Regions from separate parts of the Homo sapiens genome. Here region 1 is linked to region 2. A link is a loop called in an ENCODE intact Hi-C map of the cell type or tissue named here. Cell type or tissue: Caco-2. All regions are shown on one strand. Each heading gives the region's core, and the rest is flanking DNA. Links, peaks and the distances in the headings are about the cores only.

What was found. Hi-C counts contacts between places; a loop is a spot of excess contacts. Peaks named below come from ENCODE experiments on the same cell type or tissue, not always from the same donor. Only the 100,000 strongest peaks of a DNase experiment are listed, where the experiment ranks them.
Region 1: it touches region 2 in a loop (11-fold over the local background); 1 of 110 quality-filtered maps calls a loop at or near these places.

What each region holds. Positions count from the first base shown.
Region 1 is chr5:142,572,294-142,577,678 of GRCh38, forward strand. No RefSeq gene overlaps it. Among named protein-coding and RNA genes, the nearest start is that of FGF1, 110 kb to the right of the region's middle. In Caco-2, for the core only: no CTCF peak of the experiment used is centred there; no DNase peak of the experiment used is centred there.
Region 2 is chr5:142,510,486-142,515,870 of GRCh38, forward strand. No RefSeq gene overlaps it. Among named protein-coding and RNA genes, the nearest start is that of FGF1, 170 kb to the right of the region's middle. In Caco-2, for the core only: no CTCF peak of the experiment used is centred there; a DNase peak (open chromatin) is centred at 2,356.

The sequences.
Region 1 (5,385 bases), core at 131-5,130, 62 kb after region 2:
AAATCTAACAGAGAAAGAGAGAGAGAGAACCAGACTCCGTATATACATTGTTAAGTGTCAGAGAGTTCTAGGAGGGGTGTGTGTGTGGTGTGGGGGGGTGGGAGGGATGAGTGTGTATGTGTGTGTGTGTCTATGTATGTTTCTGTTTTCTTTTGAATGGATGAAAGGACTGTAAATCTATTCTGGATCACCTGGATGATCACTCGGGGACTGTTGACCACACTCTTTCAGTTCCCAAGTTTGCATGGAAGTTGATGCTCACACAGGGACCAAGGGAAGGCTAATACTACCCCATCCCAAGGTATACTGAAGAGAAGACAGAGTGGGAAAACTAAGTCATCAATGGCCCACACTAACTAAGGCATTCCACACTCAAAAAAGCCTGGTAGTTGATACCTTATTCATTGCTGGTGAAGGTGAACACAGAGCCAGCTTTGTAGGTCCTAAGTTCATTAGGATTTTTTCCTTGAATAATCTTTTGGTATTACATTTTGGGGTCTCATTAAATTGATTAACCTTTCAAAATAATGGAACAGAGGTTAACATGGGTTTACCATTAAAAAGGAGTAATTACAACAATGATAATAATAACTTATGAAGCCCTTTGTGTGTCCTGGGCACAGGGCTAAATGCTTTCCTTGTATTGTTGCATTGAATCTTCACAACTTCCCCATGAGTAAGCATTCTTACCATATCCACTTTACAGGAAAGCAGATAGAAACTAAGAGTTTCAGTCGCTTACCCGAATCACACAGTGGGATTTAAACCCAGGCAGTCTGACTCCAGACCCATCATTCTAAGCCACTGTGCTGGCCTCCCACAGTGAAACAGAAAGCATAAAACTATATTGCAGGATTCTAGATTCTAACAATCTGGTATTTTGTCTGTGGAAACAGCTCAAGTGTCCATCAACAGATAAATGGATGGTGCATTCTGTCACATTTATGTCAATGTTTTGGATTTTATTGGCACCGTAACTTTGTTTTTAATTTATAAATAAATCACATATATATTTACACATTTGTTTGGGTTTAATAGTTGTTTACTATTAAACAACTTTATAGTTTAAAGAACTATAAGCATATGAGGTTTATACCTAGTTTTATATATTTGTGCATATTTTAGTAATATTATAATAAAAGTGGCTTAGGTCAACACTGGCAGGCCACAGTAGTATGTCATTAACACCCTGAACACATTAACACTGTTTACTTTAAATAAAATCCCTTAATAGCCTAAGAGACTGAACCTATTTTGATGGCTGAGAATGAAGAGGTCATGAGAAGGTTCAAAACAGAAGTTCAGAAGTGGATCTGCAGTTGGTTACGAGGCACCAGACGGGCGGGTTGATGGTTATTTTCTCTCAGCTTTTTGAAGACCAGATTCTGCTCTCTCCTGGCCACTGTCGTCGTGTTGAGAAGTCTGCTGCCACTGTAAATGCCACTGTGGAGGACATCATTCTTTCCTCCAGCTATTTTTTTTTTTTTTTTTTTGAGACAGAGTTTCACTCTTGTTGCCCAGGCTGGAGTGCAAAGGCGTGATCTCAGCTCATCGCAACCTCCGCCTCCTAGGTTCAAGCGATTCTCCTGCCTCAGCCTCCCTGGGATTACAGGCATACTCCACCACGCCCCACTAATTTTGTATTTTTAGTAGAGACGGGGTGTCACCATGTTGGTCAGGGTGGTCTCGATCTCCCGATCTCAGGTGATCTGCCTGCCTTGGCCTCCCAAGGTGCTGGGATTACAGGTGTAAGCCACCACTCCTGGGTCTTCGAGCTATTTTTAAGATATTCTCTGTAGCATTCTTCATGCTCACAAAGGTATTCCTAAATGTGGATATGGTTTTATTTGTACTGAAGGGGACTCCATGTTTTTCCTGAACCTCAGGATTCTTGTGTTTCCTCAAAACTGGAAAATCATTGGTGATAATCTCTCCACACACCATCTCACCACATTTCCACGCTTCTGTCCTACAGGAACTCCTCCTCTCATTCTATTTTTCATGCCTCTGCCCTGCTCATTTATCTCACCACATGGCATTCTGGTTAATTTCTGCAAATCTATTTTTCTGTTTTCTGTATTCTCTTCAGATGTGTTCAATATATTTAACCCATACATTAGGATTTTTTTTTTTTTTTTTTGAGATGGAGTCTTGCTCTGTCGCCCAGGCTGGAGTGCAGTGGCTCCATCTCCGCTTACTGCAAGCTCCGCCTCCCGGGTTCACGCCATTCTCCTGCCTCAGCCTCCCAAGTAGGGGAAATAATTTTTTTGTATTTTCAGTAGAGACGGGGTTTCACCGTGTTAGCCAGGATAGTCTCGATCTCCTGATCTCGTGATCCACCTGCCTCGGCCTCCCAAAGTGCTGGGATTACAGGCGTGAGCCGCCGTGCCCGGCCACATAAGGATTTTTTTAATGGAGGGGGGACGTTTATGTCATCATTTACTTTTTAAAACAACTTTATCGAGATTGAATTTATGTACAATAATGCATACCTATTTATATTTATTAATATTTATTTTAAGTTCAAAATCATCACATTTATTGCTCCTTTAATTTCCCAAGTTTTCTTTTTTTAACTTTTATTTTAGGTTTGAGGGTACCTGTGAAGGTTTGTTACATAGGTAAACTCGTGTCATGGGGGTTTGTTGTACAGATTATTTCATCACCCAGGTATTAAGCCTCGTACCCAATAAGTATTGTTTCTGTTCCTCTCCTTCCTTCCATCCTCAAGTAAACCTCAGTGTCTGTTGTTTCTTCCTTTATAAGTTCTCATCATTTAGCTCCCACTTACAAGTGAGAATGTGGTATTTGGCTTTCTGTTCCTGTGTTAGTTTGCTGAGGATAATGGCCTCCAGCTCCATCCATGTTCCCACAAAAGACTGGTCTCATTCTTTCTTATGGCTGCATAAAAAAGTACATGTGGTACATATACACCATGGAATACATGGTGTATTCCATGGTGTATATGTACCACATGTTCTTTAGTTTGTCATTGATGGACATTTAGTTTGATTTCATGTCTTTGCTATTGTTAATAGGAGCACATCTATTTAAATTGTACAATTGGATACATTTTGATGAATGTATATACCCATGAAATCACCACCACACTCAAAATACAGAACATTTCTATCAACCCTAAAACTTTCCTTATGACCCTTTGGGAAATTTTCAATAATTATTTCTTCAGATATTTTTTCTATTCCCTCCTCTCTCCTCTTCCTCTGGAATTACAATCATATGTATACTGAACATCTGGATATTGCTCCCCCAGGTCTCTAAGGTTCTCTCCATTTTTCTTCAATCTTCATTTTTTTCTGTTGTTTGGGTGTGGCATTCTGTTGCATTATCTTCATGTTCCTTGATTCTTCCTTCTGCCATTCCCAATATTCAGTTAAGCCTATCTAGTGAACTTTTAAAATGTCAGATTTTGTACTTTTCAGCTCTAGAATTTCCCCCTTTTTTATTTTATATGTGTTTTAGTTTTAATTTCTCCACTGAGAGTTCCAAGCTGTTCATTCAATGTATACCACATTTTCCTTTGATTCTTCGAACATATTTATAATAACTTGTTTAAAGATTTTTGTCTGCTAAATGCAACATCTGGAGCCACTCAGAATCAGTTTCTATTGGCTGCCTTTTTCTCTGAGTGTAGAGTGCACTTTAATGTTTCTTTGCATGTATAGTAATTTCTGGTTGAAAGTTGGGCCTTAAGGCCAGGTGCGGTGGTTCATGCCTTTGATCCCAGCACTTTGGGAGGCCAAGATGGGCGGATCACAAGGTCAGGAGATCGAGACCACCCTGGCTAACACGGTGAAACCCTGTCTCTACTAAAAATACAAAAACAAAATTAGCCAGGCATGGTGGTGGGTGCCTGTAGTCCCAGCTACTCGGGAGGCTGAGGCAGGAGAATGGTGTGAATCCAGGAGATGGAGCTTGCAGTGAGCCGAGATCCTGCCACTGCACTCCAGCCTTGGCGACAGAGCGGCCATCTCAAAAAAAAAAAAAAGAAAGAAAGAAAGAAAGTTGGGCCTTATGGATAATACATTATGGCAACTCTAGATTCTGTTGTATTCTTCTGAGGACTACTGAGTTTTTGTTCTAGTAGGCAGCTGACTTGTTTAGTCTCCAACCACAAACTTTGTCCCCCTGTGATACACAGCAGCCAATATCTCTCTTCTCATGGCTTCCTATTGCTGCTTTTCTGCCTGCCCCTTTGGGGGTTTTCCCTGTTTCTGTGTAATTTGGTAGTTAGCCAAGGATTTCAGCAGAGATGGAAGTCACCTTCTTTGTGCACTTTCTTGCTTATAGGTGCTCCCTCTCCCTGATTTGTAGCTATTTGGCCGATTTTAGGCTGTCTCTGTCATTTCAAGGCTGCAAGATTCAATTTTCTGCCACCTGCATTGTGCATGGTTAGGAAATGTACCAAGTCTGTTTGTTTGTTTGTTTGTTTTTAAAAGGCAACACATTCACATTGCTCTGTATTCAAGGGGAGATTTCTCTCTGGTTTCTGTCTCCTTTTTCACCAGGTTCCTTAGGGTCTTTTACCACATATGTGTAGTTTAGCTTTTGGCCACAGACCTGGACAGAGTTTATACTCAGAGTTTTATACTTCTTCAGTGGTTTTTCTGCTGCCAGTACTTTTCCTGTAGACTTCTAGCTACTCTTCAGCCTTGAACTCCTATCTGTGGAACCTTTAGCTAGTAAGGCTGTGGTTTTCCATGGCTGTTTTTCACAGCCCTAGCTGTGAGGGTTGGGCATCACCCTCGGGTGAGGAAGATATAATCTTGAAATTCCTAGTCCTTCCTGTGGCAGTTTTTAAGATTAAAGTCTCCTGCTTCTATCTGCTTTTGGATTCTCTCCAGGGTCTTTAAATAGTTCTTCTTAAAAAAAGTTGTTTGTTGTTTTTTTTTTCCCCCTAAACCTGTTTTTATCATTGTTATCGGTGGGAACATTTCAAAACCACTTCAATCCTCTGCCATTTCTGGAAGTTTCTGCCTATTGGGTTTTTAATTTCAATGTCTCCATTTTTCATTTGAAGTTTTATTTAGTTACTTTCTGAATTAAATCTGCTAGTGTTTATGATAGCCTTTTTATTTCTCAATTTTAAGTCCTTTTTAAAAAATGTATTGGATCATTTTAAAGATGCTTATTTTATGGCCTGTATCCAGTCAGTGTCCTGAAGCTCTTGAATCTTCAGTATCTGAAGCTCTTGCATGTTCAGAAGTGCCTTTTGGTGTGTCTGCTGACTCTCTTTTAACTTTTTGTAAGTAATTTTTGAATTATGAGCTATTGATCGGGGTGCAGTAAACATGGAAACATCAAGCATCTTGATTTAGGGCTTTAGATCTACAGAGAGGCTTTTCTTTGCTGTCACCTGGTGTT
Region 2 (5,385 bases), core at 54-5,053:
TTCTCCTCTTCCATCTCCTATAAAGACATTTGTCACTGGGTTTAGGACATGCCCCAATAATCCAAGTTAATTTCATCTTGAGATCTTAACTTAATTATACCCACAGATATCCTTTTTCCAAATAAAGTCCCATCTACGAGTTCTAGGGGTTAGGATGTGGTCATGTCTTTTTAGGGACCACCATTCAACCCACTACAGGGTTGCCGTGTTGATCAGTTGAGCTAATATATATCAAATGCTTAGTTAGGACAGTGCCTTGCATGCAGTAAGAGCAAATTAAGTGCTTTTTAAATTTTATCTTCAATTTTTTAATTTTTTTTTTTTTAAGAGATAGGGTTTTGCAATGTTGTCTAGGCTGGACTCAAACTTCTGGGCTCAAGGGATCCTCCTGCCTCAGTCTCCTGAGTAGCTGGGACTATAGGTGTGAGCCACTGCACCTAGATTAGTGCTTTTTCAGATCTTACAATAATCCTATAATAAAAGCTGAGACAGAAGTTGTAAATTACTACAGTGTCTGGCACATGGTAAGTGCTCAGGGGATGTTAGTTATTAATTTAACAATTTTGGACCAAAGGCCTACTGTGTGTCAGGTATTCTGTTCTAAGTGCCAGGAATGCAGTAATAATAAATAATAAGTAATTAATAATAATAAAGGACAAAGAACACCAAAAAGGCTTTCCCCTTGCCTGTGCTTACATTCCAGTGTTTTTGTGAATACAATTCTCACCAGCCCCACCATCATCATAAATGCCAGCCTTGTAATACCAAGCTACCCAAACAAGATGCTGAAGAATGAGTTTCCTATGTGGAAGGGGTCAATGAAGACAGCCCATAGTCAAACCAAATTTCTGCTTGTGGTTTCAAAAGGATGAAAGATCCATTTTAGCTTTAGTAAAACAGGGTTCAAAGGTCTGGAGTTTGGTTTACTAGGGAGTTTTTTTGTTTTGTTTTGTTTTGTTTTGTTTCCAATTTGTTGAGATTTGGTAGACAAGCAAGGGGCATCAGTCTTGTCTGAAAGTTCTGTCAGCTCATGGTCTGGAGGTGGTGCCCAGGCTGCTGGTGGGGAAGGGCCCAGTGGAGGCAGGGCTGTTGGGGATGAGGCTGAGAGGCCTATGGGCAGAGGGCCACAGGGTGCATTAACCTCAGAGAGCAGCAATGCTGGTCCCTGTTGCTGTGACAACAGCAGACCGCGCCAGGAGACCCAGAGGATGAATTAAATGGAAGGAAATTGCTGGTGCCCTCAGAAGAAAAAAGAAATTAAAGCAAGCTTCTCAGGAATCTGTGGATGTTGCTGTGACCTCCACTCGTGTTGAACATGTCAGCAAGGAACATTCTTGGCGATGGGGTTGGGAGGACCTGCCTTGCCCACAGGATGTCCTTCGGAAAAAGAAGATTGATTGCACAAATCACAGACGCTAACTTTCCCTGGCTGGCCCTGGAACAAGAAACCCCCCTCCACAGTGAGTGCCAGGCTGTGCTCAGCAATGGCAGGATGGCCCATTTTATCTTCCAGCTTATCCCACATCTGTTGAGTTTGCCCCGATGGGACATGGTGACCTGGAAACTCACACAGAGCTCAGTTTCGGGATGGATCGTATAGAAAATAAACACATGGGATAAATACAGCACAGGGCAGGAAGAAATGGTTTTAAAGTTACCAGGAGAACTGCGGGTGAGGTCAGGTTCAGAAATGGGACTGATTTCGGAGGCCCTTAGTACTGACATCACTCAAATTGCTCAACAGAGACCTCCAAGTGGAGCAGTGGCTTTTGGAGTTTGCCCAGCTCTATGTGTGCTACCAGGCAGAAGTGCTCTGACCTAGTTTTCTTTCTTTCTTTTTTTTTTTAAAGAAAATTTTACTGCTTGTTGTGAGGCCTCCAACAGGGCACTGAACTCGAGTAGATTTTTTTTTTTCTTACTATTTTACATGTCAGGTTCCACATCTCTCTCACAGAGACGTGCCGGCCTCCAAATGGGCTGCCTGGCGACAGGACCAAAGTGAGAGCCTGGGCATGGCGTCAGCCTCTGTCCTTTTGCTCCCTCAGCTCAGGCTGCATCCCAAGGCACTGGGATTCTGTGTTTAGGGCTCTGCCCTGCTGAGAAAGAGAGAAAATGGCCTTTTGAGGGATTGAACCAGAGGGCAGCCTGCAATACAACCTCCTGGTAATTGAATCGTGAGTCCTCAAGCCCTCGCTGCAAATACGCCAGCAGCTCTCCTTTGCATTTAGAATAGCATCCAGACTCTTCATCATGGTCTCTGAGGCCCTGCCTGACCTGGTTCCTGCCTACTTCCCCGCCCTCGCCCTCCAGCACTTTGCCTTCCTCCTGCCTTTCCAGCCACAGGCATGCTCTTTCTGTTCTTCAAGTTCCCCAGGCTCATTTCCTCCCCAGGATCTTTGCACGTGGTCCTGACCTCTGCTTGGACAGCTCTGACCCCAGATTCCCATGTGTTGACTCCTCATCTGATTTGCACTCAGACATCACTTTCTCAAACAAACCTAGGCCACCACCTTGTGCAAAATGGCCCTGCCGCCCATGGGTCACTACTGGTCACAGCCCTGTGCTTGCTTTCCTTCTTGGCATTTATTGCTATCTGAGGTCATCTTATTCAGTTATTTGTTTACTCCTTTGTCGTAGCCCCCCATCCTACCCCCCAGTGTAAGCTCCGTGAAAACAATGAGTCTGTAATTCTTGTTCAACATTCTTATCCCAATCTCTAAAACAGTGCCTGGCTTATGGTGGGTACTTAATAAATATTTGTTAAGTGAATGACTGCTTACCAAGAGAGTGACCTTTCCAAAATCTTGCCAGGAGAAGAAGGATTGAAAATCCTCAAGGAATGAGTTTCCCTTGGCCCAATAAGCCCGATTTTAAAGGATACAGGCTGTCTCCACAGAGATGCTCTTGCCCAAAGTCTCAGTTAATTGAATCTGATAATCACTGTTTGGGGTTGGAGTGTACCTGTTAGGACAGTTTCTGCTACAAGAAACAGAAAACCCGATTAAAACTCACTTAAATAGTTAGGACATTCACTAGATCACTTAACAGGAAATCCTAGGGTAGGGCTCTTCCAGGGTCAGTGAATTCAGTGGCTAATGATAGTATCAAGGATTCGAGTTCTTTCGATCTGTCCATTCTGCCATTCTCTATCTATAGCTGTTTCTCTTAGGTTTGTCCTCTCATGTCACAGGATGACTGCATTAACCAAGGGTATCATCTCAATAGTCAAAAAGACCAGAAGAGGGAATGAGCCTCTTTTCCTTTTTAAGAGCAAAATGAGTTTCTTAGCAGACTTTCCTTCCTGTCCCCTTGGCCAGAGTTGTAACACATACTTATTCCTAAAACACTCACTGGCAAGCGGAATCCTCCTCTATTTGGCTTTGACTAATAACAGTTCATCTCCTGGGATGAGAGAGGGGCCTAACTTCCCCCAACACACCTAGCCTCCAGATACATGCGTCAGTTGGAAGCTGTTAGGTTGACATCTACAAGCTCTACTATAAAATGAAAGGCCTTCTGACTATAGCGCTTTTTAGAGCACAGATCACCCTGTTAGCAGGTGATGGACTTGGAGAAATCCTTAGACACCCAATTAAGTAAACTTTAAGGCCACATTAACAAAAGCAGAGTGTCATAGGAAAGTGGAGAAAATGGGATAAAAATAGAAGTAAAAGGGGAAAGAGGAAGTATGAAGTATTCATGGTCCGTGATGATAGAACTTCATCTAAAAGAATTAAGTGTCGCATAGCTTCTTTGTTCATTGACCTCAGTTGTCCTCTATTTATTGGGGCTGTGTTGTTAAGTTTAAACAATGCTCACTGAACATCTACTTCATACTAGATTCTGGTCCAGAATTTTGTTTTCCCAAGCAGCGTTTCACTCAATCATGTCTGTTATTCATTCTCAAAAATTTCTAGAAAAGGAGATGCTGTCATTAACCTTATAGCCCTTAGTCTGTGACTTCAAGGAAGACTTTTTGCCTCGGAAATACCTAAGAGAAGAGTAAACCCTTTGGGTCTCTGCATACAATTTCTCTGGAGACCAATCTTTGACAGCCTATGGCCTGACCAAATGTATTTTCTCAGGATATCACAAGGGATACTTTAGTTTTCAGTATTTAACACTAATGAGATATTCTCATCTCTTTGTTTTCTTTGGTGCTATTTTCATGGCAGATTTATTAAGAAAAAGTACAACCACATTATCTCCTGGCTGCTGAAAACATTTGGTATCAATATAGCATTCTACCTTTGTTATGATCGGTATCTCCATTCCTCTATGAGTAAATACTACTACTCATATTTTGCTTTAACCAAATCCTATAGGAGTTAGTCCTCATAAAAATATTTTTATTCCTGCTTCCCACCATCTTTCTTTGAAAAGACTGGTGACCTAAACTATTCCCCCTCTTTCCATGCATCACAGTGAGAAGCAGCTCACTGTGCACTGGTATCAACTTGCCTCAGTCTGGTGAGACAGAACACCCGTACATACAATGAGTTACACAGAGTGGGTTTATTACTTTTGGATAGGCAGCAAGGGACAGCAGAAGCCTAGGATTCAGGGTGAGACAGTCCCCCAAGGCTCAGGAAAACTGTCCGGGGCAGTTGGGGTCTCAACTGCACATGCCCCACTTGGATAATAGCTGAGGGACCCCAGAAAACAGCTCACCCTGGTTTCATACACAGAGGTCACATGATTCACTGGTATAAAGCATTGAAGGACATCCTGTTTCTAAGTGGGGACTGGAACAGAGCCTGGCTGTTCTAGCCAGCTCACTCTTATCTCAGAATGTTGAATTCTCAGCCCATCCTACAGTTATTCATGAGAACTACAAGTGAGAAAAGGGAGAGAACCGGGTCAGTCCAAGGACACCTGGAAAACTGTCCTACACCCAGGACTGTAATGGACTATGTCAGTCTTACCTAATAACAACTTTGTTATTTTTTTTTATTTTTGTTCATTTTTGTTTTTATTGTTTAATTATTAAATACTTCAGCCTACACAAACAATACAACAGACATCCATTTACTCATCACTCACATTAACAACTGTGTTAACATTTTGTCATATTCACTTCAGATCTTTATTTATTTATTTATTTATTTTATTATTATTACACTTTAAGTTTTAGGGTACATGTGCACAATGTGCAGGTTTGTTACATATGTATACATGCGCCATGTTGGTGTGCTGCACCCATCAACTAGTCATTTAGCATTAGGTATATCTCCTAATGCTATCCCTCCCCCCTCCCCCTACCCCACAACAGTCCCCAGAGTGTGATGTTCCACTTCCTGTGTCCATGTGTTCTCATTGTTCAATTACCACCTATGAGTGAGAACGTGCAGTGTTTGGTTTTTTGTCCTTGCAGCACTATTCACA